Regions from separate parts of the Homo sapiens genome. Here all the other regions are linked to region 2. A link is a contact called in ENCODE Hi-C or POLR2A ChIA-PET data. All regions are on one chromosome and are shown on one strand. The core of a region is the stretch at or near the end of the contact, and the rest is flanking DNA. Distances in the headings are between cores, read along the strand shown.

Evidence for each region. A loop is a pair of places that touch in the nucleus more often than their neighbours do. ChIA-PET counts read pairs that join two places held with the same protein, here RNA polymerase II (POLR2A). Pooled maps may share reads with other maps.
Region 1: a loop to region 2 is called in a map of endothelial cell of umbilical vein, with 18 times the contacts of the local background. The contact joins the enhancer-like site here to the promoter of LEPR in region 2. A Hi-C loop is called at or near these places in 4 of 168 maps with a recorded cell type or tissue (OCI-LY7, ascending aorta, endothelial cell of umbilical vein and 1 more), 4 of 37 single-sample maps with no recorded cell type and 10 of 50 pooled maps. POLR2A ChIA-PET finds 5 or more read pairs at or near these places in 1 of 52 experiments (activated T-cell).
Region 3: a loop to region 2 is called in a map of IMR-90, with 5 times the contacts of the local background. The contact joins the enhancer-like site here to the promoter of LEPR in region 2. A Hi-C loop is called at or near these places in 5 of 168 maps with a recorded cell type or tissue (IMR-90, K562, dorsolateral prefrontal cortex and 1 more), 6 of 37 single-sample maps with no recorded cell type and 14 of 50 pooled maps.
Region 4: a loop to region 2 is called in a map of naive thymus-derived CD4-positive, alpha-beta T cell, with 17 times the contacts of the local background. The contact joins the enhancer-like site here to the promoter of LEPR in region 2. A Hi-C loop is called at or near these places in 1 of 168 maps with a recorded cell type or tissue (naive thymus-derived CD4-positive, alpha-beta T cell), 4 of 37 single-sample maps with no recorded cell type and 9 of 50 pooled maps. POLR2A ChIA-PET finds 5 or more read pairs at or near these places in 1 of 52 experiments (activated T-cell).
Region 5: a loop to region 2 is called in a pooled map, with 5 times the contacts of the local background. The contact joins the enhancer-like site here to the promoter of LEPR in region 2. A Hi-C loop is called at or near these places in 4 of 37 single-sample maps with no recorded cell type and 5 of 50 pooled maps.
Region 6: a pooled map shows a loop between it and region 2 (6-fold over the local background). The contact joins the enhancer-like site here to the promoter of LEPR in region 2. A Hi-C loop is called at or near these places in 1 of 168 maps with a recorded cell type or tissue (OCI-LY7), 1 of 37 single-sample maps with no recorded cell type and 13 of 50 pooled maps.
Region 7: a loop to region 2 is called in a pooled map, with 5 times the contacts of the local background. The contact joins the enhancer-like site here to the promoter of LEPR in region 2. A Hi-C loop is called at or near these places in 4 of 50 pooled maps. POLR2A ChIA-PET finds 5 or more read pairs at or near these places in 2 of 52 experiments (OCI-LY7 and PC-9).

The regions. Positions count from the first base shown.
Region 1 is chr1:66,264,566-66,267,831 of GRCh38, reverse strand. PDE4B (phosphodiesterase 4B) reads right to left here. Exons shown (of 17, transcript NM_002600.4): 7 at 1,745-1,794. Among named protein-coding and RNA genes, the nearest start is that of PDE4B-AS1, 220 kb to the right of the region's middle. Within about 2 kb of position 1,796, at least 5 of the 41 ENCODE cell types and tissues checked have a DNase peak (open chromatin) inside an H3K27ac peak, as active enhancers do; they include endothelial cell of umbilical vein, where a contact is called at or near this core.
Region 2 is chr1:65,419,203-65,422,065 of GRCh38, reverse strand. LEPR (leptin receptor) reads right to left here and starts at 1,398. Exons shown (of 20, transcript NM_002303.6): 1 at 1,326-1,398. LEPROT (leptin receptor overlapping transcript) reads right to left here and starts at 1,398. Exons shown (of 4, transcript NM_017526.5): 1 at 1,326-1,398. The coding sequence starts at 1,341. RefSeq lists enhancers at 895-944, 1,018-1,551, 1,552-2,084 and silencers at 1,315-1,814, 1,835-1,904.
Region 3 is chr1:65,947,182-65,950,361 of GRCh38, reverse strand. The region is part of intron 3 of PDE4B (phosphodiesterase 4B); the gene reads right to left. Among named protein-coding and RNA genes, the nearest start is that of PDE4B-AS1, 100 kb to the left of the region's middle. Within about 2 kb of position 1,286, at least 3 of the 41 ENCODE cell types and tissues checked have a DNase peak (open chromatin) inside an H3K27ac peak, as active enhancers do; they include dorsolateral prefrontal cortex, where a contact is called at or near this core.
Region 4 is chr1:66,372,444-66,375,619 of GRCh38, reverse strand. It overlaps PDE4B (phosphodiesterase 4B), which reads right to left. Exons shown (of 17, transcript NM_002600.4): 17 at 1,046-3,176. The coding sequence ends at 2,942. Among named protein-coding and RNA genes, the nearest start is that of SGIP1, 160 kb to the left of the region's middle. RefSeq lists enhancers at 1,164-1,343, 2,290-2,339, 2,710-2,799. Within about 2 kb of position 1,264, at least 8 of the 41 ENCODE cell types and tissues checked have a DNase peak (open chromatin) inside an H3K27ac peak, as active enhancers do.
Region 5 is chr1:66,395,072-66,398,126 of GRCh38, reverse strand. No RefSeq gene overlaps it. Among named protein-coding and RNA genes, the nearest start is that of SGIP1, 140 kb to the left of the region's middle. RefSeq lists an enhancer at 645-824. Within about 2 kb of position 1,549, at least 5 of the 41 ENCODE cell types and tissues checked have a DNase peak (open chromatin) inside an H3K27ac peak, as active enhancers do.
Region 6 is chr1:66,280,485-66,283,750 of GRCh38, reverse strand. All of the region lies in intron 7 of PDE4B (phosphodiesterase 4B), which reads right to left. Among named protein-coding and RNA genes, the nearest start is that of PDE4B-AS1, 230 kb to the right of the region's middle. RefSeq lists enhancers at 987-1,066, 1,117-1,416. Within about 2 kb of position 1,255, at least 8 of the 41 ENCODE cell types and tissues checked have a DNase peak (open chromatin) inside an H3K27ac peak, as active enhancers do; they include OCI-LY7, where a contact is called at or near this core.
Region 7 is chr1:66,299,267-66,302,520 of GRCh38, reverse strand. All of the region lies in intron 7 of PDE4B (phosphodiesterase 4B), which reads right to left. Among named protein-coding and RNA genes, the nearest start is that of SGIP1, 230 kb to the left of the region's middle. RefSeq lists an enhancer at 1,072-1,131. Within about 2 kb of position 1,465, at least 12 of the 41 ENCODE cell types and tissues checked have a DNase peak (open chromatin) inside an H3K27ac peak, as active enhancers do.

The DNA of each region.
Region 1 (3,266 bases), core at 547-3,046, 850 kb before region 2:
ATGTGTGTCTCCTCCTTCCTTTTCTAACCGTGGCTAAACGTTAAGGAGATTTTGAAACCCGTAATTACGTAGTAATTGGTATCACTACATTCTCTTCCCAGTGAAAAGCCAAGATTTTTGTAGTTTGCCACAGAGACAGAAGGAAACAAATTGCCTGAGTGGTACTGTCATTTCTTTGCTCCATTGTTTGAGAAGACTTTATCAAAAGAATCCCTAGTTGTCAAGCTGTAGTTGCTGTGCCAATAATCACAAAAGGATCTTTCCAACCACATCTTTGGTTAATGAGCTAATTTATAGAACCATAAATTGTACATATTCTCCTAATGTTTGTCAGTATTTATTACAAGAAAAAGAAAACATAGTCTAAATAATCAAATTGATGTAAATTTGGCTAACAGAAATGTGAGCAACATTGCCTCACTGGTAGGCCAATATGATGAAATGATTGGAGTTTCAAAACTACCTCCTTCGATCTCCAAGTATGTAACACGAGTTATATGTTAAAACATCCTATTTTGTTTCTTTTTATAAAAGTTCTAAAAGAAATAGTACATGCAGCACACCAGGTTTTTGAAGTCCATAGAGTACTGTTTACTTCTTTATATTTCATATTACGAGGCTCTAGAGTAAACTCACCTTTACTTAGTATCTTTCTTTCACTTTTTTTTCTCGTTCTCAATCTTTCTTTTATAAAAATATTTTAAAAAGCATGCACCACAAATACTTCAGAAGCCAATGAGCCAATAGAATCTGCTGCTTTTGTTCCCTTCTTTTAGAAGCTAAGCTTTTGTAATACTTCCGTTATACTTATGATCAGGATACCAGAAAGAAAACACAACAACCAAGAGAGAAAGATTTTAAGTATGAAGCGCTGCTGGAAATAGAAAAGCATGTGAGGCATCGTTAGGTGTCAGGCATTAGGTGATCTCAGTGTGAGTTCATCTTAATTGTTTCTCCTGTGGTTTTTCTCAAATCTACTGCTACATTAGTAGGGAACAGATTTAGGAGAAAACATTATTTGGACTTTAACAAATATCATAGAACTGGTTGCATTTTGTGTGAAGAAGAATTTCAGTTCCAACAGAACTCCATGGTGTTCCTTCAAGGTGGCCCTTCCTCTCTGCAGCTCTCAACACACCAAGAAAAGTGGATGCACTGTCCTGAAAGATGAGAGGTTAGGTTCTTAAAAAACAAAAAACAAAACAAAACAAAACACCGTTGAGGAACAAAGTTGGATGCCCTCCAAAAGAAATGATTCGTGACCTGGAAAGAGCCTTTGGTTTCACACCTGGAAAGGATGTAGATTCAAGTGGAATCTATAGTTGACATTAAGAGGGAAACCACTAACATATCCGCAGGGGCCCTCAGGCGAACGTGGAGCACCTTAGGTCTTCGATGTTAGCTCTCCTGGAGTTTATTGGGGCCAGCAAGCTGAGGTCAAGCTGCACTGTCAATACAACTCTGTCTCCTGCTCCTCTTTGGGGAAGAGGCAGCATTACCCCATGTTTATCATATTCTGAAAGCCTGCACATACAATGGGCAAATTATTTAGTACTGCTTTTAATGTGGTTTTAATAGAGTGAAGTAATGCTCCAGTGTACCTTAGAAAAAAGTCACCAAGAGACATACTTTTGAGAGCCACAATATGCAAACAACACTATTGTTCTAAAAAACAGTTCTGAATAAGAGGCATGTTTATTATTCTATCTTGAAACATCTAGATAGACCTTATGACATGGCCTACCTTGTGGGTTGACTCTGGAGACAGGAGGCTGACTAGCAGCTGGGGACCTCCTGTGGAGACAGAGAAAAGAAGGACTGAGTCTGTGTATCAAAACTGCCCATTCCACCCCCGACACCCCACCCTCATGGTTACTGAGGACTTTTCCAGGTCATAATGAACTATGTAGTGACATAATGCCATCTCCGGAAGGCAAGCTCCTGTAACCCGGGTAGATGACTGCAATTCTCTCACATCCAGATGGCCTGGAATTTCCCTCTGCAAGTCCTCAGGATGCTCAGACTCTCCAGGAAGGAAGTTGTTTACTCCAGGTCCCAAACCAGCCCCCTGTTTTAAGTTTTGCTGTTCCAAGAAGCCCTGAGAAAAAGAGTCACTTGCTCAGGCATCACTCGAAATGCCAGAGTGAATCTCAATTCCTTTGGGCAGTGCTGTAAAAAGTTATAGCCAGAGGAACCCTTGGCGATCAATCACTTCAGGCCCCTAATTTTTGTACCTCAGGAGACAGAGACCTAGAGAGGTGAAGTCACTTGCCAAGGTCACACAACCACTGGGAACAGTCATCCAGCTTGCTTTACTTAGGGAACAGAATTTTCATGGAGGAACTGGGACGTCATTCTACATCATAACAAGCCTGCTGATGTCAGGGGTTAAATGAAACAAGCAAACCCATGTTCCCATAGTACTGGGGCTCCTCCTTTTTTCTTGTTTCTTTTCCTTTCTCTGCCCCTAACCTTTCAATTTCACTGCTCTTACCCTTCTTCTCATGTTTTGCAGAACTTCTACCAGACTCTCCTGTTTCCTGATGCACTGCTGGAAAACTTCTCAGGAATACTATTGAGCGGGGCTCTCAAATTTTAGGGTGCATCAGAATCACCTGGAAGTCTTATTCAGACACACTGCTGGGCCCTACCCCCAGAGTTGCTGATTCAGTAGGCCTGGGATGGGCTTAAAAGTTTGCCCTTATAAAAAGTTCCCAAGTGGTGCTGATGCTGCTGGTCTGAGGACCACATTTTCAGAAACACTGGCATTAAGGATTCTCTGCTCCACTAAGGAGTAACAGGACATTTGCAATGAGCAAGAGAGTGAGACTCTAGTCCAGTGGTTCTCAAACATGGATACGCAGCCGACTCATCTGGGGAGCTATTAAATTTCTTTTTCCAACCCTGAAGAGTCTATTTCAGTATATCCGAGATGAGGCCTGGGAATCTGTAGTTTTCACTTCTTTTTGCATTCTCTTGCACAGGCAAGCGTGAGAACGAAGCCAAATTCTAAATGACAAAGAACAGCCTGCATCGTTGTTGCTAAAGAAGAGTCTTCCTACTGGTGTGGCCACAGAATTAATTCCCTAGGTTTTTCTACTGCTCTGAATTAATCTCTGGTCCTTTAGGGACAATCTAGCTTGTAGGTACCCATACCTAGTAGCCGTAGTCTATAGACAGGGTCCACATCTACCATTAATTTACTAGCTGGGTGATCTTAGGCAGGGTACTTTTAAACTCTCAGTGGTATGAAATTTTCACATGTG
Region 2 (2,863 bases), core at 149-2,648:
TGTTCTCCCACCGCATCTGAGCCCAACATAAACACTGACATAGTAATATAATTATTTCCAGCTCTGTCACCCACCAATAACTTCTCATTTATCTTTGTATCCTAAGTCTCTGGCATACAGTAGTTCCTCAATAAAAGTTGAACAATCTGTAAAATGCTTCCTTCCCTTAGTCCGTTTCCATTTCAGACTTCCTTTTTTTTCACTACATCACAATTTTCTAACACATTCACACATAAACGTGATCATGATTTGGTAGTTTCTGATCATGTGTAGTACTGAGACACTACTTTTCATCTGTTTTCGGCATTGGCTTCAAATGGATATATAACACAGTCGACACTCTCCAAGTAAACCATGTTTACTAAACTGATATTAAGTATAAAAGTCAGCCAGAAATAACGATAAAATGTCTGCTGCTAACAGCTCACATACTCGGATAAATTCATAGTGAACAGAGGCGTACTCGTATATATACTATCTACATGTTTATAGCAGATGTTAACTGGGGATATCTTTGGGTGCAAATTTCAAGGATGATATAAAAGCCAATATAAAAACAAGTCATGCTACTCTATTCGACAGATTAGAAATGGAATGTTTTCCTACCAAAATACAGGAAGCCTTGCAAAAAACCTTTTCCGTCTCGCATTGCTCTGAAGCCATACAGATAAGGGACGCGGTGTTTTTACCAACTGCCCCATGCAAAAAACACATACTACACACACACTGGTTTCTTCTCTGTCCATAAACAGAGAAAACACCGAAGAAAGCAGTATTAAAATTACACGTAATCTACTCTCCACGACTGCGAGAAACACCGTCTTTCTGGGTGCTTTCCATTGACACCCGCCCGCGGTCAACTCTGCCCAGTTGGAAAAATCATTAGGAAAAAGAGGATTAAGTTTCCCAATGCTAAGAACGCTGGAGACAAAGGGTCCTTTGTGGCAAATAGGAAACTGCGGAGGGGCAGAAAACCAGAAGAAAGGCGTTAGGGTGGCGTCAAGAAGTGGAAACCTTGTTTAAAAACTCAGGAGAGGTGGAGGGCGCCGCTCTCGCCGAGGGCTCAGGCTGGGGAGGGGTCTGGTGCCGCCACTGGAGAGCAGGAAGGCCAGCGGCCTTGCAAAAAGGGCCAAGGCTCCCCCGAAACGCCGCTCCACCCACACCCCAAGGGACGAAGGGAGCGGTCGATCGCCTCCCGAACCGGAGAGGCGGGAAGGGTGGTGAGGCCGTTCCCCAACGGCGCGCGGAAGGCGCAGCCCCAGGCTTGACCGGAACGGAGGTGGCAACCCCACCACACGACAAGCGAGCCGGGGACCGCGATGTACCTTTAACGCCCGCCATGTCTCCCGAACTGGGGCCGCGGCTGCTTCCGGCTTCCTGCCACGGCCCGGGCAGCCTGCCCAAGCCAGACCGGGAGTCGCCCCGCGGATCCCGAGCCCGCCCCGGCCACGCAGAGCCCCGCCCCCGCCGGTGCAGAACTCCGACCTTAGCTCGCAAACGCGGCGCCTGCTGCTCCAGACCCCGCCCCCACCACTCACAACCCCGCCCCCGCCGGTGCAGAACCCCGCCCCCAGCTCGCAGAGGCCGCGCCTGATAGTTCAGACCCGGCCTCGCTACTCAGAGCCCCGCCCCTGACAGTACAGAGCTCCTCCCCTACCTCGCGGAGGCAGCGCCTGCGGCTCCAGACCTCGCTACCGCTACTCGAAGCCCCGCCCCAGACAATGCAGAGCTCCTCCCCTAGCTCGCGGAGGCCTCCCCTGCTGGTCCCGCCCCAGCCCTCACCGGCCCAGAATTCCGCCCCCAACTCTCAGAGGCCGTCCCTGCTGGTCCCGACCCCGCCCCCGCCACCCAGAACTCCGCTCCTGCCAGTCTAGAACTCCGCCCCCAGCTCGCAGAGTCCATCTCCAGCCCTAAGGTCCCACCTGGTCCCACAGAGCTTTCCCAGAGTAACCCCAACCCAGTGCCCTGGGCCCTCCTCCTAGATCCTGAGCCCTCCAAGTAATCCTCAAGCCCGTTCAATGTGGGTTGGGACCTTGGCTCCGCCCCGACCGCGGGCCCAGAGTCTCTCCCCGGCCTCTCAGAACGCAGTGCACGCAGCGGGGGATCCTCCCTGAGCCTTCCTGAGAACGGAGATGTAGAAAGTGGGGAGAGGCAGGAGAGGGAAGGAGGGGAAAAGTTGCAATCGATGGGAGAGGGACACCGACTCACTAACCAGTGTTATGTTCCCTGAGCTCCCAAGTGCGTGCTAGTGTGCGAGTGTGTGCCTGTCTGCCTTCACATGACTGTGGCAGAGGAGAGGCGGGGTACCAGAGGACAGGCCCCTTAGGAAACACTCCTCATTAAGAACTTGATATTTGCATAGGTTTGCTTTGCTTAATAGCAACGCTTTACTGAAACTAGCGGGGTTTTTCTTTACTCCCTGGTTTATTTATAGAGACGAAGACCATATAAGCTTTTGTGTCCGAAGCTTTCATGAACCTTAAAAAAAAAAATAAAAAAAAAAAGCTATTATTTTTGTGCCTTGGGGCCTCAAAGTTTGCAGGTAACCAAGGCCAGTTTTTAGATCTCTGAGAGCCATTGTGTACTTATCTTACAGGAATGGAGAGTTCTGTTTTGGCAAAAGCAATCTAGAAGATCATTGAAACAGTCTGGTCCAAATGCTTCAACTTACATTTAAGGAAAGAGGTGCAGAAAGGATAGGACTTGCCTGTCACACAGCTCTTTGGAGGAGGTTGGATTCTGGGCCACTTCCCCTCATTCTAGCTGAGATCCACTCTACCTGATGGTGCCGTCCCTCTTCTCTTGCTTTTTCTCCGTTTTCAAAAGGACTGAAAGACAAAGGAATCTGTGGAAACCTAGCTTC
Region 3 (3,180 bases), core at 37-2,536, 530 kb before region 2:
ATGATAATGAGAACCCTATTGCTGGTGATAGGTGGAATGTTGATAGTCCTTGGAATGCTGGTGCATTTTACTGGCTTTCACCTATGCTGTCCTGTGATGGGATACAGGTGGAAGCGGTGCAATAGCTGCGACAATACTCTGGGTGTTTTAGAGATATGAAGAAATAACAACTATAAGAATGTGGAATTGGTTGGCTACTGCTCAGCACCAGTGATTGAAGAGAGAAAATGACAGGTTCAAGTCTATTAATCAACAAAGTAAATTAGCAAAGTGAGAGTAACAGGAACTCCTAGGCACTATTTAAATAAAACTTCCACTTCTGCACCTGGATGGCAGCCACGGTTGAAGAACAAGAGAAAACAAAATTAATTGTTAGCAGTGCATCAGAGAAAGCTGGATCTCAGTCTAGGCAGGTCTCTTACACAAACTTAGAGCCCTGAAGGGAGTGGGGCCCTGATGCTTGGATGGGGATATCTGTATCGACACAGTTAAGAATCTCAAATCTTGGGTTATCCTGAGTCCTATGCACCTGAAAATGTGACCAATTATCTCTTATTGGAAGACAGAGCTACACACACACACACACGTTTGAAGTTATACAAAGGTATCAAGTGAGGCAGGTATCTTAGATAACATTTCTTTACCTTCTCAGGACTTGCTCCACTTCCTCTCTTGGTTCATAATTAGAGTAAAATCTCAGCATAACCTGATCAAAAGTGTTGGGACAGGTAAAGCAGAAAAGAAATTATATGCCTAAAAACATCAAGACATGGATAACATGTTACCATCAGGAACTGGAAGTGGTTCCTCAGGGGGTTAAATCAAGAGAAGATAGGCTATACAGCTGTGTTAGGGAGTGTTTTGCAATATAGTGGCACTTTCCAGTGACACAGGATTTAATGCCCTGGCAAGAGCCCCAGTGATTGCTGTAATCAGCTGATACAATTAACTTTGAAAGCCTGAGAAAAGGAAAGGCCTACAGTAAACAAAATAGAGATGCCAGAATTGCTGTAGCAAATGATGGAGGAAGGGCTTAAAAGGCTCACAGAAGCAACATGCAAGCAATGGGTCCGTTCTATGAGACAGAAAACCCTGTACCGACCATATTCCTTAGGGAGGCCCATAAGACATGCCCAAGGCAATAAGGTCAGAAGGACCCCTGGGAATAATGATGTGAGATATTGTTATGGTAGTGGGTTCCCTAATAGCAATGGAGATGATAGGATCTGAGAAGAGCAGAGGCTAGGTGGCAGCATGTACCCAATAGAAGAGCGGTGGACAGAAGGCTATAATCCACAGCAAGTTCAGAATGAGTCAGCAAGGCATGACCCACAGAATTTATGGAAAGGGCTCATAGAACATTTTGTCCCTAGGGGCAAGATAGATAGGCAGCCAATAAGGGTATTTGAATATGAATATTCAAAAGAGATACGTGACGGCAGAGTAGAAGTTTGAGGTCAGCTATGCTCAGTGAAAAGCCTTATTTCCATGCTCAGCTTTTAGGCCTGAGCCAGTTCTGTGACCCAAAACACATCAACTGAAAAACAAGAAAGATGTTGCAACACCATCGATCAATCCGTAAATTACTCAGATATTTCCAAACACGTGAATACAGATTGATGCTGATAGCCAAAGATCCCAAACACCATCATTGCCTGTGATAGTTAATACTGAGTCCAACTTGATCGGATTGAAGGATACAAAGTATTGACCCTGGGTGTGTCTGTGAGGGTGTTGCCAAAGGAATTAACATTTGAGTCAGTGGGCTGGGAAAGGCTGACCCAATCTTAATTGGATGGGCACCATCTAATCAGCTGCCAGTGAATATAAAACAGACAGAAAAACGTGAAAAGGAGAGACTGGTCTAGCCTCTCAGCCTCTATCTTTCTCCCATGCTGGATACTTCCTGCCCTTGAACATCAGACTCCAAGTTCTTCAGTTTTGAGACTCAGACTGGCTATCCTTGCTCCTCAAGCTTGCAGGCATCCTATTGTGGGACCTTGTGATCATGTAAGTTAATACATAATAAGCTCTCATATATATAATATATATATGATTCTAGAGAACCCTGACTAATACATTACCCTCCTGCTAAGAGTAGAGGTATATGGAAGTCAACTAGCAACCGGAGTCCAAACCATGTCTGTCTCACAATGGGTACGGGTGGGCCTTTGCACAATTTCCAAATGTACAATTGGGATGGGCATACTTAGCAGTTGGCAGAACCCTTTGTTCATTGAATTGTAAAGTTATAGCTGTTGTTGTAGCAAAGGCCCAGAGAATGATCCTGGATATGCCAGTAAGACACTTCCACGAGGATAATGAATTTATAAATATATATGATTATATATATTTATGTATATGTATGCATATATTATATATAGTATATATATTTATGTATATGTATTCATATATATTATATATAGTATATATATTGCATCTGTATTAGTTTCCTATGGCTGCTATAACAAAGTACACAAACTAAGTGGCTTTAAACAACAGAAGTTTATTTCACAGTTCTGGAGGCTAGAAATCTAAAAATAAGGTGTCAGCAGGTCTATGCTCCCTCCAAAGTCTTAGAAGGAGGATTCTTCCTCATCTCTTCCATCTTCTGGTAGCCCCCAGGCAATCCATCACTTGTGGCAGCATAACTCCAATCTCTGCCTCCAGATTTACATAACTGTCTTCCCTCTGTGTCTATAGCTGTGTCTAAATTTCCCTTTTCTGATAAAGATACCAGTCATACTGGGAAAGGGTCCACCCTATTCCAGTATGACCTCATCTTAACTAATAATATCTGCATCCACCCTATTTCTAAACAAGGTCACATTCATAGATACCAGGGGATAGGACTTCAATATATCCTTTGGGGATATAATTCAACCCATAACAGCATCTCAAGGAAATGGCAAAAATTAGTGCCACCCTCCAAGTCTTCAAGGAGACAGGAATGGTGGTCCCTAATGGGGTCCTATTTAATACACGAGCCGAGCCTGGCCTTGCAAAAACTGTGGACCACCTGTTAACCAAGAGTCACCAAGCACACCAAAAGTATGTCGCCACTGAACTGGCAAATGTTTTCTTTTTCATTTTTATCAGAAAGAAGGATCGGAAGAAGTTCTCATTCACATAAACAGATAATAGTGTATATCCACAGTCTTGCCCCAGGGCTGTGTTAAT
Region 4 (3,176 bases), core at 15-2,514, 950 kb before region 2:
TTTTAAATATATGTATTTCCCACATGATTCTTATTTGCAATAAGGGTTAATTAAGAACCTCTTCTCAGTAGAAAACAAACCTGCAAATATTTCTAGCTCTGGGCATTGTAAAACTCACACCTCTGGCTATTGTAAGCAATTTATTTTGCTCCTTTTCAAACTCTCAGAGATGGTGAGGCACAATCAGATATCAGAGATGATGGAAAATGTTGGAAATAGCTCTGCAACTAGCAGGCAAGCTGGTTCTGAAATGTCGGCTCATCTTAATTTCAGCTGTGTTTAGAGAAGACCATCTTACTGGTTCACAGAGCACTCCCTTGTGGCTAAATTATTATGGGCCAACACCGATTCTTGTTTGCAACCTTCTGCAACAAACACACACATAAACACACACACACACACACACACACACACACTCTTCTCAGGATAAAATATTTTAAAATGCTGACTTTAAGATTTCAACAAAGCATTAAGTATTTTTCTTATATATAAAAAGTTCTTTCCAGAAAGAAAATCCTAGCCATATGACCAACAAGAGGCTGCATGGATCACTGAGAAAACCCTGAGTGTCCACCCATGCTCTGTGGGTTGTGGTTTAAGATGACTCTTTGGACCTCAGATTCTTCATGTGTCAAATGAATCAATGGGACTCTCTGACTGCATTATACTAATGTTCTATAATCTATGATTCACTTTTCTAGAGGACTCAGCCAAGTTGGGGATTCCCTTATTTATCTAGTAGATTAAACTCTTCAGACTCTTAAAGAGGTAGAAGGAAATAGTTCGAGATGAGCAAAGTGGTTTTGTTTTGTTTTCCTTCCTCAACCCCCTTCCTGCATCATTGAGCTGGGTGAACAGTTGCTAAGAAAAAAGCGAAATGTTCCAAACTAGGGGACTTTTTGGACATAGATTCTGAAACTTCAGTTGTGATGTTGGCTGGACACAGTGGTTGGCTTTCTTTGTGGGGAATGGCACAAGAGAAGAGAAAGATCTGCTTTTCATATGTCAGAACTAATTGTGAAATAAGTGGGCCTACAGACTAATCTAATCATGCTTTTCTTTATTCACCTCATATAAAAGTCTCTTTAGAATGCATTTGAACACAATATATAATAATAATACTATAACATACATTGTGAGAAACATTTGAAAATGATAAAATGTCCACCTGAAACAATGCAGTGTTCATAGACATACATTGGTCATGCACATTTGTGCCATTTTCTGTAATTACTGAGTCACAATGCTGAACTGAAAGCATGAAACATATTTTACAAACTGAAACTGACATCAGTAAGAGGCCTAACAAGTGTTATCAGAAGAGGCTTCACATTTGCGTAATTTGCTACATCAGTTCACATTTTATTATAAAAATTCACATTGTTTTATTGTTTTCTTTTGTAATGAACTGGAACATGACATTCCTGCTTAATGGCAGGCAGGAGGCTACCTCTTCAAAGTCAGTAGTTCGGGAGCATTCAGAAGAATCATCTGTGAGCAAATGTAGTGTTTCCTTTTGAACCAAAGCCACAATGATAGTAGGATCCAGTTATAACCCAACTCATGCCCACATAGATTTGGATAGAACCTGGGTAAAAACTACATCCCATTGCCCCCTGCCCCTATCAAGCTATACAAAAGTAAAAGCTCAGTATAAACCATTTAGTATCTAATGTGAGAATATTGTTTCCAAAACTGGTTCATAAAGGGGTTGTGCAGAAGTAGCAACTCAGGCAGGGAAAGGGCAGACCCTTTGAACAAAAGCCCACCCCTGTCCTCTCTGCCAAGGGGGCCATATGTCTCTACTAAGTGACGTTTGGGTTATATAATACACAATACAAAACATTACAAGAAAAAGTCGTAACTCTTAGGCAGAGTTTTCTACACAAATTTAACACCACCATTGGCAGGCAATGTTAGATATATAAATTAATAACTTACAAAACATTACATTATATACATTAAGTAATAAATACACGGTTATAAACAGGAATGGAGGTGTTAGCGCAGAAGGCAGTGCAAGAGAAGGACGGCAGCATTACATTGAAAACAGCCTAACGGGGTGAAGAGAGGAGGTAGGGAACAGGGCCAGGGACTGTACAACTCCTGTGGGGGGCAGGGTCCAAGACACAGCAGGGCACACTGCTGAGTTCTATGCAGACTCTCACGGTGAACGACACCACTGCTCCTTTCTACCCCCTAATTTGTTCAATTTTATTCTGTTTACAGCAAAAAGTTAAAAGTACTGTTGGAGGCAGGCAAACAGAGAGAAGTTTTAAGAGTGACTGTGGAGTTGGACTGGACAACAGGGGAAGGAAGTAAAATGTGGTTAGAAGTGTATCCTTTCTGTCTGTTTGCAAAAGTAACTGTAGTAAAGTGAAGGATATTGCCCAAGAAAGAAGGAAGACTATTTTCTTTCCCTTTTCCAGAAAGAGTCAAAAAAGTTTGTCAACTTTGAAAGCTTATCTGTGTAGAAGTTGATACTAAACTCCAGGTATTCAACAGGCATTTTAAAGACATGAAAATGTTTTACAAAAAAGGCACACAGGTTGGCAGACAAAGGGACAAGTGAGAAGATTCATAAATGAAGTTATTAGTCAGTGAGTTCAGTCACTGTCGGGGATAAGTTCCCGAAACTTAGTGCAGAATGATCTCTCAGTTTTGTGTCTTCCATTTTCAAGCCATGTGTCTTGATCAGAATCGGCCCCCAGCAACAGCTTCAGCCCTCTCCACCAAGCTTGCCATCAAGGCAAGTCAACCGTGGGATTTCCTGAGCTGCTATTTGCTTCCTGGTCTTGCTTTCTGACTCCAAACTCAAGTAACTGAAAGGCCAGGTGGCCCTTGTCCTGTGCAGGTCTTGGCCCCCATGGTGGGCTGGCCCTACCACATAGCTGGCATGCTCATCAAGGATAGAATGTTCATCTCCACAGGGAGAGGGGGATTATGTATCCACGGGGGACTTGTCTTCTGTTGCAATGTCTATGTCAGTCTCTCCCAGGGAATCTCTGTTTTCTGGATCAATCACACAAAGCGTCTTTGTGCTGCTGAAATAGCTGTGTCCCTCTCCCTCCTTCTCAGGTCCTTCAGAATCTTCCTCATCGAGAGTCAGTTCAAACTGAAACTTCTCCATCAGACCCTGGCAGTCCCTGTTCTGCTCGTCCAGTGGTGGTGAGGGA
Region 5 (3,055 bases), core at 300-2,799, 980 kb before region 2:
CACAGTTAGAACACCCAGCTTCAGTCTATTCCAGGTTTACATTGTTTGGTTTTGTTTTTTGAGACAGAGTCTCTCTGTCGCCCAGGCTGGAGTGCAGTGGCACGATCTCGGCTCACTGCAAACTCCACCTCCTGGGTTCAAGAATTCTTATGCCTCAGCCTCCCGAGTAGTTGGGACTATAGGCATGCGCCACCACACCTGGCTAATTTTTGTATTTTTTGTAAAGACAGGGTTTCACCATGTTGGCCAGGCTGGTCTCAAACTCCTGGCCTCAAGCAATCTGCCCCCCTCAGCCTCCCAAAGGGCTGGGATTATAGGCATGAGCCACTGTGCCTGGACAGGCCTATATTGTTAATGGATAATAGTATTCATTCCTACTGGATCCAGATATACCCACTGAGTCTCAACACATTATTCCCATAGCCATTAATTATCCTCAGAATTGGATGTAAGTTGAAGGCTGTTTGTCATACCTTCACAATATGATGGATACTAACCATATGTTAGTATATAATACAATGATATGATGTTGTGTTAATCATAACCTAAACAGATTACTTGCAATTTTACAGCCCTTGTAAAAAAATCTTAATTTTTTTTATCTGAATCCCTCCCCATCCTTTTAGAACAAAGACCGATTCTATATGATAACCAGTGTTCTGCATACTCTGGCCCCTTCCTGCCTTTCCAACCTCATCTTGAACTTCTTTAACCCATTTTTTCTGTGGTCTAGACACAGAGAGAATCTTTCAGTTCCTCAAATAGTCTATGCTCCTTCTGCCATAAAGCCTTTGCTCATGCTTTTCTTTCTGTCTGTGATATTTATCCTTTCCTTCTCTTCTTCCTTTAGACTTTTGCATGCTGTCTCTTGGGCCCTTGGCTAGATCAGACCAGACTACCATCTACCCCTTTAAATTCCATCCAGCTGTCTTTAATGGTGCTTATCATCATTAGTGAACATGCCATTCAGTGTGTCATTATTTAATCTTTGTGTCACTCCTCCATTAACCTTCTAACCCTCAGATCCAGCACATAGTAGGAAGACAATAAACAACAAATACAGATGAATGTCTTCAAATTCTGAATCAATTACAGGAGGCTCCTGAAATACCAGGTTCCTCTGTGCTTTGTGCATTTTAATTTTCAGTATTAATCACAATTAAATGTACAGAAGACTAGGTCAGGAAATAACTTATTTGTAAAATAAGGCAACGTTAGTAAGATGGCAGCCCTTCCCTCCCTGGTGGTCCTCTAGTCACATATATGTGTTTTCCAGCACATGCTTTCTTGTTGGGCTGCTTCGTTTCCATCCAGTGGCGTCGGACACCACGACAGAGGGAAAGGTAGAAGTGCTAGGGTCAGCCTGGGGTTTGTGTTCCAGCTCGAATACTCTGTAGCTGAGCAACATTAGTCACATTGCACATTATTTCTCAGTTTCCTCATCTGTTAAGTGCTTCACTCATAGGACTGTGGTAACACTCTAAATGAGTTATGAGTCTGAAGCACCCACCCGGCACAGAGTCTGATTTGTTGTCTGAGAATTATTTTCCTTCCCCTAGTGTACACTATATACCTGCTAAAACAACAGTGCATTTCTTAAATCAAGTTATATGATTAAAATAGCTGACACTATGTCATGTACATTGTTCTAAGATTTCCCCCATATTAACCCATTGAAAACTCACAAGAGCCCTGTGAAGCAAATACTGGTAATTTCAGCCTCATTTCATGCATGAGGAACTGAGATTCAGAATGATTAAGTAACTAGCCCACAGTCAGGCCAAAATTTAATCCCAGCTAGTCTGGTATGTTCTTATACTGCAACATGATCCTGTGTCTCAGCTGGAGAATTAGCAAGGAACGATGGGCAATGAAGAGCTGGTTTTGAAAAGAAAAATCTCTCCCAATTCTACTATTATCTGGGTGACCTTGGCCAATTCAATTCTCTCTTCTTTAAAATGGGGATACTATCCCCTGTCTCCCGTGTGGAAGCTGAATGAGATGGCAAATGTAAAACCCTTGTACACATTTGTCATTTGCCTGTGGCTAAGACAATTTCTCTTTCTTCTTATAGAAGTATAACCTTTAAGTTTTCTCACCAACAACCTGGCCAGGGTAACTTTGGCCTTTGGCCAGCTCTAGAGCTTCTCGAACAAAAATTGTTGACATTGAGCCCACACAAAGCTGGAAACTCCCAGAGGGATAACTGTGCAGGCTCTGACCCAGCAAGATTTCCCCTGAATTCTACAGAGTTTCAACACATCTGAAACTCTTAGAGAGTAAAGCCCAAAGCTCCGGAAACAGAGAGCCTGGAAAGGAGAAGAAGGAGCTCTACTCTTTTGAAAGAAGGGGAATCTTGGTGATTAAATTTCACAAATGTGGCTCCAGCCATACCGCCCCTGACCTTAAGAACTGTCATGAATGTCTCTCTAGGAAACACTCCTCACACACACACCACCCCAGCATCATCCAGAGTGACGATTGTTAAAAGAAAAAAAATTATCTGACATTGACGTTTGCATTGTCAGAGGCTCCCTGCTCTATAAAGGAGAAGTGTCTGCCCAAGGTGGCCTTACGGTAGATGTAGAGCCCTGGGGAGGGGCTTTGAGTCTGCAGCATGCTTCAACCCTCATCCACGAAAGGGAGAAAATCATGGCTACCTCCTATGGTTATTGTGAAGAGGAAATGCAATAATAAACGTTCAGAGGCTAGGACAAGGCCTAGCCCTTGGGAAGCACCCAATGAATGGCAGTTATCATTGTGGTTGTGTTGTAACAGCAGCTAGGCCACTTGCCCAAGATCACCCAGCAAAATAAGTAAAGAAATGAGAACTGTAACAAACATCTCATGGACTGGCAGTCCCAGCTCTTTCTGCCATATGAAGCAGCCTCTCCCCTGTGTGTCTAACCGTCAGCTTCTTACTTTGTGTGGTGAAAGGGCTAAACCATATTAGAGAGTGTTGTGGGATAAGCAGTGTAAAAATGCCTCCCGCAACTCTCCACTTCACTCCATCCTATGAGATCCTACACCATTAAAATTACTCCCAGCCCCTTAT
Region 6 (3,266 bases), core at 6-2,505, 860 kb before region 2:
ACCCCACCTCCTCCAGGATGGCTCATATGATTAAGTTAGCAAGCATATGTGTGAGATATCTTCCTCTCAGTTCCTCAATACTTTCTATACAAGGGCCACAGAAAAAGAAAGAAGAGAAATATTGAAAGAGAAAAAAAATTCCAAATTATACTTACGCAAGCTCTAAAACATGGTAATTTTTTAAAAAGTTGTAAAAATTCTGGATTCTACCAAGGATCCATCAGAGGGCTTTGCGCATAGTAGAAACATTGTAAATATGTGTTGAATAATTGGATCCAACAAACATTTATTAAGTGCCAGCAAACAAGACCCAGTTGCAACCTTCTAAGACTCCTGACACAAGGGGACTGACATACATATATACATATATATATACATATATACACATATATATATAATAGTAACAATAACGGCAATGATGTATTTGGTCTTTCCTCTATAATTGGCACTATTTTAAATGTTTTACAGAAGCAACAAATTTAATCCTTAAAACAACTCTAAGAGGAAAATTTTAAAGATGAAGAAAATGAGGATGAAGCAACTGAGGTATGCAGAAAGTTTAAGAAATGATTAGTCTAAAAATAGTAGAACTGGGATCTAAATCCAGGCAGTGTGGCTCCAGAATCTCCTTATGAAAATGCTTTTAAGCTTAGGTCAGGCACCATGTCCCCTTCCTTTTTATTTTCCCAGCACTCATAAGCACTCAATGAATGTTTGCTAATGAACTGTGCCAATGACAAGGCTAACAGGGATTATAAAAATAATAAAGATACACTTTGTTATGAAACAATAGTATGGCCTCTTGTCAGGGTAGGAGAGGTGGAAGAAGCCTAGGTTTTGGAGTTAGACCAAAGAGACCTAGGCTTGAATTCCAGATTCTTACTGAGGGGCTGTTTCCTCCGTGACAAAGAATTATCCATGTCAACACCCACACACCACTATTTTTGGGCCAGGAGCCATTATAGAAATCTGAAGTAAGATTGAATTCTAAGACTCAAAGACTCAAAATAATTTAAACTAAAGATGACTGAGTCTAGAAAGGTTAAAGGATTTACTTCTGGTTACACACCTGGTTGGTGCCAGTACTGAAATTTAGGTTTCCTGAGTTTCAGCTCAGTGCTCTTTCATTTAAGTCACACAGTTTCACTTAAGGTAGGGAAGCTGAACAAAGCATCATAAGAAGCAAATTATTCAAAATGGGACTTTCCAGAGCCAGCCTAGAGTTGGATGGCTGCCTCCTTGTGTTCAAGCAAGACACACCTCAGTTTCACTACTGATCTGAAATCTAATTCTCTCTCCTTGTGATGTCAGAGGCTGGGGGTGTCTTTTAAGCAGTGAGTAATGCACTGGAGATATGTCTCCCACAGCTCTGTTACGTCCTAAAAATTCTCCCCTGCCTCTTTTCCCTGCCAGGATGGCTTACTCAAAACCCAAAAGTCTTTCAGGGAAGGAGACTTATTCCTAGAAGAGAGGAAGACACTGCCACCTCCCTATTGGCTCAGTTATTCCCATGAGGGAAAACTAAAGCTTGAAATGTATTTTCTTCTAAATTCTCTCTAGTTCTAGAATCTGGAGGAAAAAAAAACAGATTAAATGTTGCTGAAGAACAAGTTGGTATTGTTCAGAGACAGCTGAGAGTGATTGGAACCACAGATGTAAACACCATCTCAAGGGTGTACGTACCTTCAACGCAGGTACCTGTGTGGGCATCACATGCACCTTTACTTACTGGACAGCACAGAGAGCTCATGCCAAGTACACAGGCTTCTGAGCCAAACAAGGCAGTGTTCACATCCTAACTCTACTGCTTACTAGCTGAGTGTCTTTATGGTTCCGATCCTAGGTCTGTCTGTTACAAGCTGAGTGAGTGTCTTTATACTACTAGTTACATTCATGGAGGCATAGTTTTATTGGTTAAAAAAAATGGGATAATGATATTGACTTAATAGAAGGTTGTTGAGGATAAAAACAGATCTCCTTTGCAGAGTACCTAATAGAAAATCTGATACTTAGCAGGGGTTTGATATTGTGATAACACCTCCTCCCCCATGCCTTGTATTTGAAACAAATGCTTTATGGACAGACCTCTGAAAACAAGCAAAATACTTTAGGGGCAGTGTAGAACTGAAACTGATTTACCAAAACACAGTTCCATCATATATGCTCCTAACACAAGAAAAATCTCAGAAGTGATTGAATCCACCCTTCTTCCGAATGAGGAAAACCCATGTTAAACTTCCTACATATGTCTAGGCAAGTGATCTTCTAGCAAGGGAATGCAGAACAAATCACCTCCCAGAGAAACCCACTCCATTTTCTTCCAGATCTCTAGTGGGTTAAAAGGCTCACTGAGGCAAAAACCTCTCCTATAATTCCCACTCACTGTTACTTGTCTTTGCCCTCTGCTCTCGCAGCACAGAAGGGAGAAAAGGTAATATTTCCCAAAAACTGTTCCCTGTTAAAGATTAGATGGAATCCCCTCCACAGAAACTTGAGGAGTGGGGCAATAAGTAATCCATCAACAAATTTAGAAAAGGGAATTGTAGAAGCATGTTCCACTTCTGCAGAAGCAGAGGGAGTAATGTGTTTTTACAACTGGAGTAAAAGTATCAGCAGTAGGTTTAGTTTAGTAATTTGCTGGGAGCAATTCTTTATCAGAAGATAAATAAGAGTGAGCAGGAAACTGCACTTGGAAGGCCAGTCCATAAGCATAGATACCCAGGCCTGTGAACTATCTGTGCCATGCTGCCTGTGATGCCCGTGCAGGTACCTGAGTTAAAGCTATGTACACCCTGGTGACGATGTTTACGTCTGCTGTGCCAGTCACTCTCAGCTTTCTCTGGACAACACCCTCTTGTTCCTGAGCTACATTTAATCTGCTATTTTCTCTAGATTCTAAACTCAATAGGCCTAAAATATTCAAGACCAGAGGCAGGAGCCAAATGTCTTTAAAAGACTTACCGGAAACATAGGAATACGGAGGTGCAATCAGAACTTCGGCATTGTGGCTTTAGAAGGGGGCCTGGTGCCAATGTGCTCTGCAAAGAGGCTGGAGGAATTTTTAGTGACAGGAATACAAGACTCACAGGGAAATGGAGATAAGTTTTAATATCCAGGTGTGAGAAGGAAGGGCGTCTCAAGGATAACCTGGCAAATTGGATTCACATTCAAATTTCCAATTTGTTTTTACAGGGAATAAAGTTTCATACTCAACTCTGTGGAAATGTACATAAAGAATGCTCCAACCTCACTCCTACCTCCCCTGA
Region 7 (3,254 bases), core at 216-2,715, 880 kb before region 2:
ATTCCAGCCACCACCCAGGCCACTCCCTGTTTCCACCTCAATTGCCCATCCAGATTTGCTCAACAAATGAAAGCTAATTTTAATATCATCTGCTGACAGTAAATCAATCAGGTGATCAAAGCCAAAAGACCAGTTTATAGATTTTCCCAAGCCACATAACAAGACAGCGTATGTGGTGGTAACAGATGACAGTAAGATGACCATCAAGGACACATCTGTGGTTCTTTTTTATAAATGTGGAAATTAGTGCAGGGAAGAGTCTTGGGAATGTCACGCAGCTAGGAAGCTGATGCTCAGAGAGGCTGGTTTGTGGATGAACTGTGCTTTTCCATTGCCTCCTGTCTCCAAGGCCAGTGGGTCACTTCTGCTTCAGGCTCTTCTTGATTCCTCCAGAAATGAGTATAGGACAGAGCACTGCAATTTCGAAGCAGTTTAGCTTTCCCCATTTTCACCCAGTGATGCTGTGTTCTAATCTCTCTTTGCTTCTGGGCTTACTGTAGTTGAACAGTCCAAACCTCTGTGGTTTGAGAGGCTAATGGCCACCTCCTAAACAAAGTCAATAAGTTGGCTGAGCAGTAAGCTCCAAGATTTAGGAAGAGCTTTCTCTAGAGTTATAAAAGCCCAACGAACATGTTACTTATATCTCTCCCATCACAAAGTCATGACTTAGGAGAAGTTCAGCAGTAATCCCTTCAAGAAAAAGGTCTTTATAACTCGCATGGGTAGAATAACCTGGCATTTGGGAAAGCAACTCAATTATGCCTGCTGGGAGAAAAAGCTATAGGATGAATTCATGACCTAGTTTAGGTAGTATTTAAAATGAACTTTAGTATTTTTATGTAATTGTTACTATTCTATCATGAGATTACATTTATATGCTTGCAATATTTTTTCTCTAATCCTTCCTGAATTAAAAAAAATATGGACTGGCAATCTGGCATAGTTAGAAAAAAAAAAAAGCATTGTCCTAGCGGTAAGAAGCCTGGTGGTCTCGCCCCTGCTTTCCTGCTTATAGCCTTGAGGGTCCTGGCAAGTCATTAAGCCTCTCTGTGCCTCTGGTTCCTCCTCTGTGACATAGAGATAATATTACTAGTCCTTTTTTACCTCAGGATCAAATGGAGAGAAAATGACAACAACAAAATGAAAGTGAAAACGGTTTGAATATCATGATCTCTGACTCAGCCTCCAAGGCCCAAACCTCTTACAGGGCTGAGAATACAGGAGGCCCTTGGAAAATACTTGCTGATCAAATGAGAAGCTCCAAGTTGGATTTCTGAAATAATGAGAAATGAGAGCCCTTAAATTATTAAAAATTACCCATAGAAAAAAATCTGCTTCTCTAATATTGGTAATCTGGTGAATACTGCAGCCATGTGAGGCCTGGAATATACTCATAGCTGTACTATGGGCCTTTCATGAGCACGCAGGAACTTTTCTTCTAAGTGTCTCAGAGAGCCACACCGCATGCTCATATGTGTAAACACACACACACATACATACTGACTCTTTTTCGCTCTTTACTAGAGAGAATATGGAGCCTGTTTGTGATATTAATAGCTTAATCTTCAGAGCTCAGCCACTTAAATATTATTTATCAGTAATGCTATGTTTGGGTGAGAAACCCCAGTAAGAAAGTCAGAAAAACAGAGAATAGGCCATCTATGAAGAATAGACTTGGACACTGAAAACGGGACTGCATACGGCCAGCAGTGATTGCCTAATCCAGCCGGCATGGAGAGACTGCCCTGGCAGATAGTCACCTTCCTAATGGACCTCAGACCCTCTGGGAAATCAAAAACACAAGCCAGGGTAAAGATCTTGAGTTCAGGGTCTGCGTCCAATTCATCTTTGTAGTCACAGCTATACACACACTGTAGGCATCCAATAAATGTTAGATGAATGTATGAATAAGTGAGTGACTGGGGAATGGAAAGAATTCTGGACTGGTAGTTGGAGATGTGGATTCTGGTCCATCCTCTATTATCAGCTATGTAAGTGCACAGAAGTCACTCCAAATCGCCCTCCCTCACATGTGAAATGAGAAGGCTGGATAAATCAACAGTCCACAGTCAATAAAGTACAGTGAACTGGCCGATCTCTGAGCAAGGAGGTGCCACACTCTCCTCTCCACCTTAATGTGGTTTTCAGGTCCCTTGGTGGGCAAGGAGAAGTGAGTCCAGCCAGCAGTGATGTTCCAGGCTGCACCCAGGAATGCAGTGTGAGTCCTGACGAGGTGCCAGAATTAAATCGCTAATATTCATTTCCATGATCAGTATCTCAGGAAGTCTTAAAGGGGAACTAAAATCAACAAAAATTAATTTACTCAAGGCAGCTATTGGCTTTTGATGCCCACTCTGTTGAAGGGTGAGTCTGTCAACTCTGAGAATAAAATAGAACCTTTGAAAGTCTTTTCACATGGCTGAAGAAGGTAAAAACACGAACACCAGAGAGAAAGACATTCCCCTAGATGTCTGTGTTTGTGCAATAGTGCCAATTTTTCCAATATGCATTTTGTTTGGTTTTAATATTCATGCCATTATTAATTCATATTATAACATATATTTTTTCCTTATAATATTTACATTCTATAATGAAATTTGTTACTAAAAAGTCCTACAAATAAAGGCAGAAAAAAGCATTTGATAAAATTCAATTTCCCTTAATGATAAAAACTCTCAACACATTAGGCATAGAAGGTACAAACCTCAACACAAAACAGGCAAACACACAGCTAATGTCACAATGAGTGAGGAAAAGCTAAAAGCTTTTGGCCATTATCAGAAAGATAAAAAATAACAAAAGCCAGCAAGGATGTGGAGGAAAGCAAACTCTTATAAACTGTTGATGGGAAAGTAAGTTAGCACAGCTATTATGGAAAACGGTATGGAGGTTTTGCAACAAAGCTTAAATAGAATTACCATATTACAGTGATCCCACTACTGGGTATTTATCCAAGGGAAAATAAATCAATGTATTGGAGAGATATCTGCACCCCACGTTTATTGCAGCACTATTGACAATAGCCAAGATATGGAATTAGCCTAAATGTCCATCAGCAAATGAATGGATAAAGGAAATATGGCATATAATAATGGAATGCTATTCACTCATGAAAAGGAATGAAATTCTGTCATTTGCAGCAACATGGATGAGCTTGGAGGACATTAAGTAAAATAAGTCAGGTACAGAAAGACAAATACTGCAAGTTTCACTAATATCTGGAGGCTAAAAAACATTGAGCTCATAATAGAGAG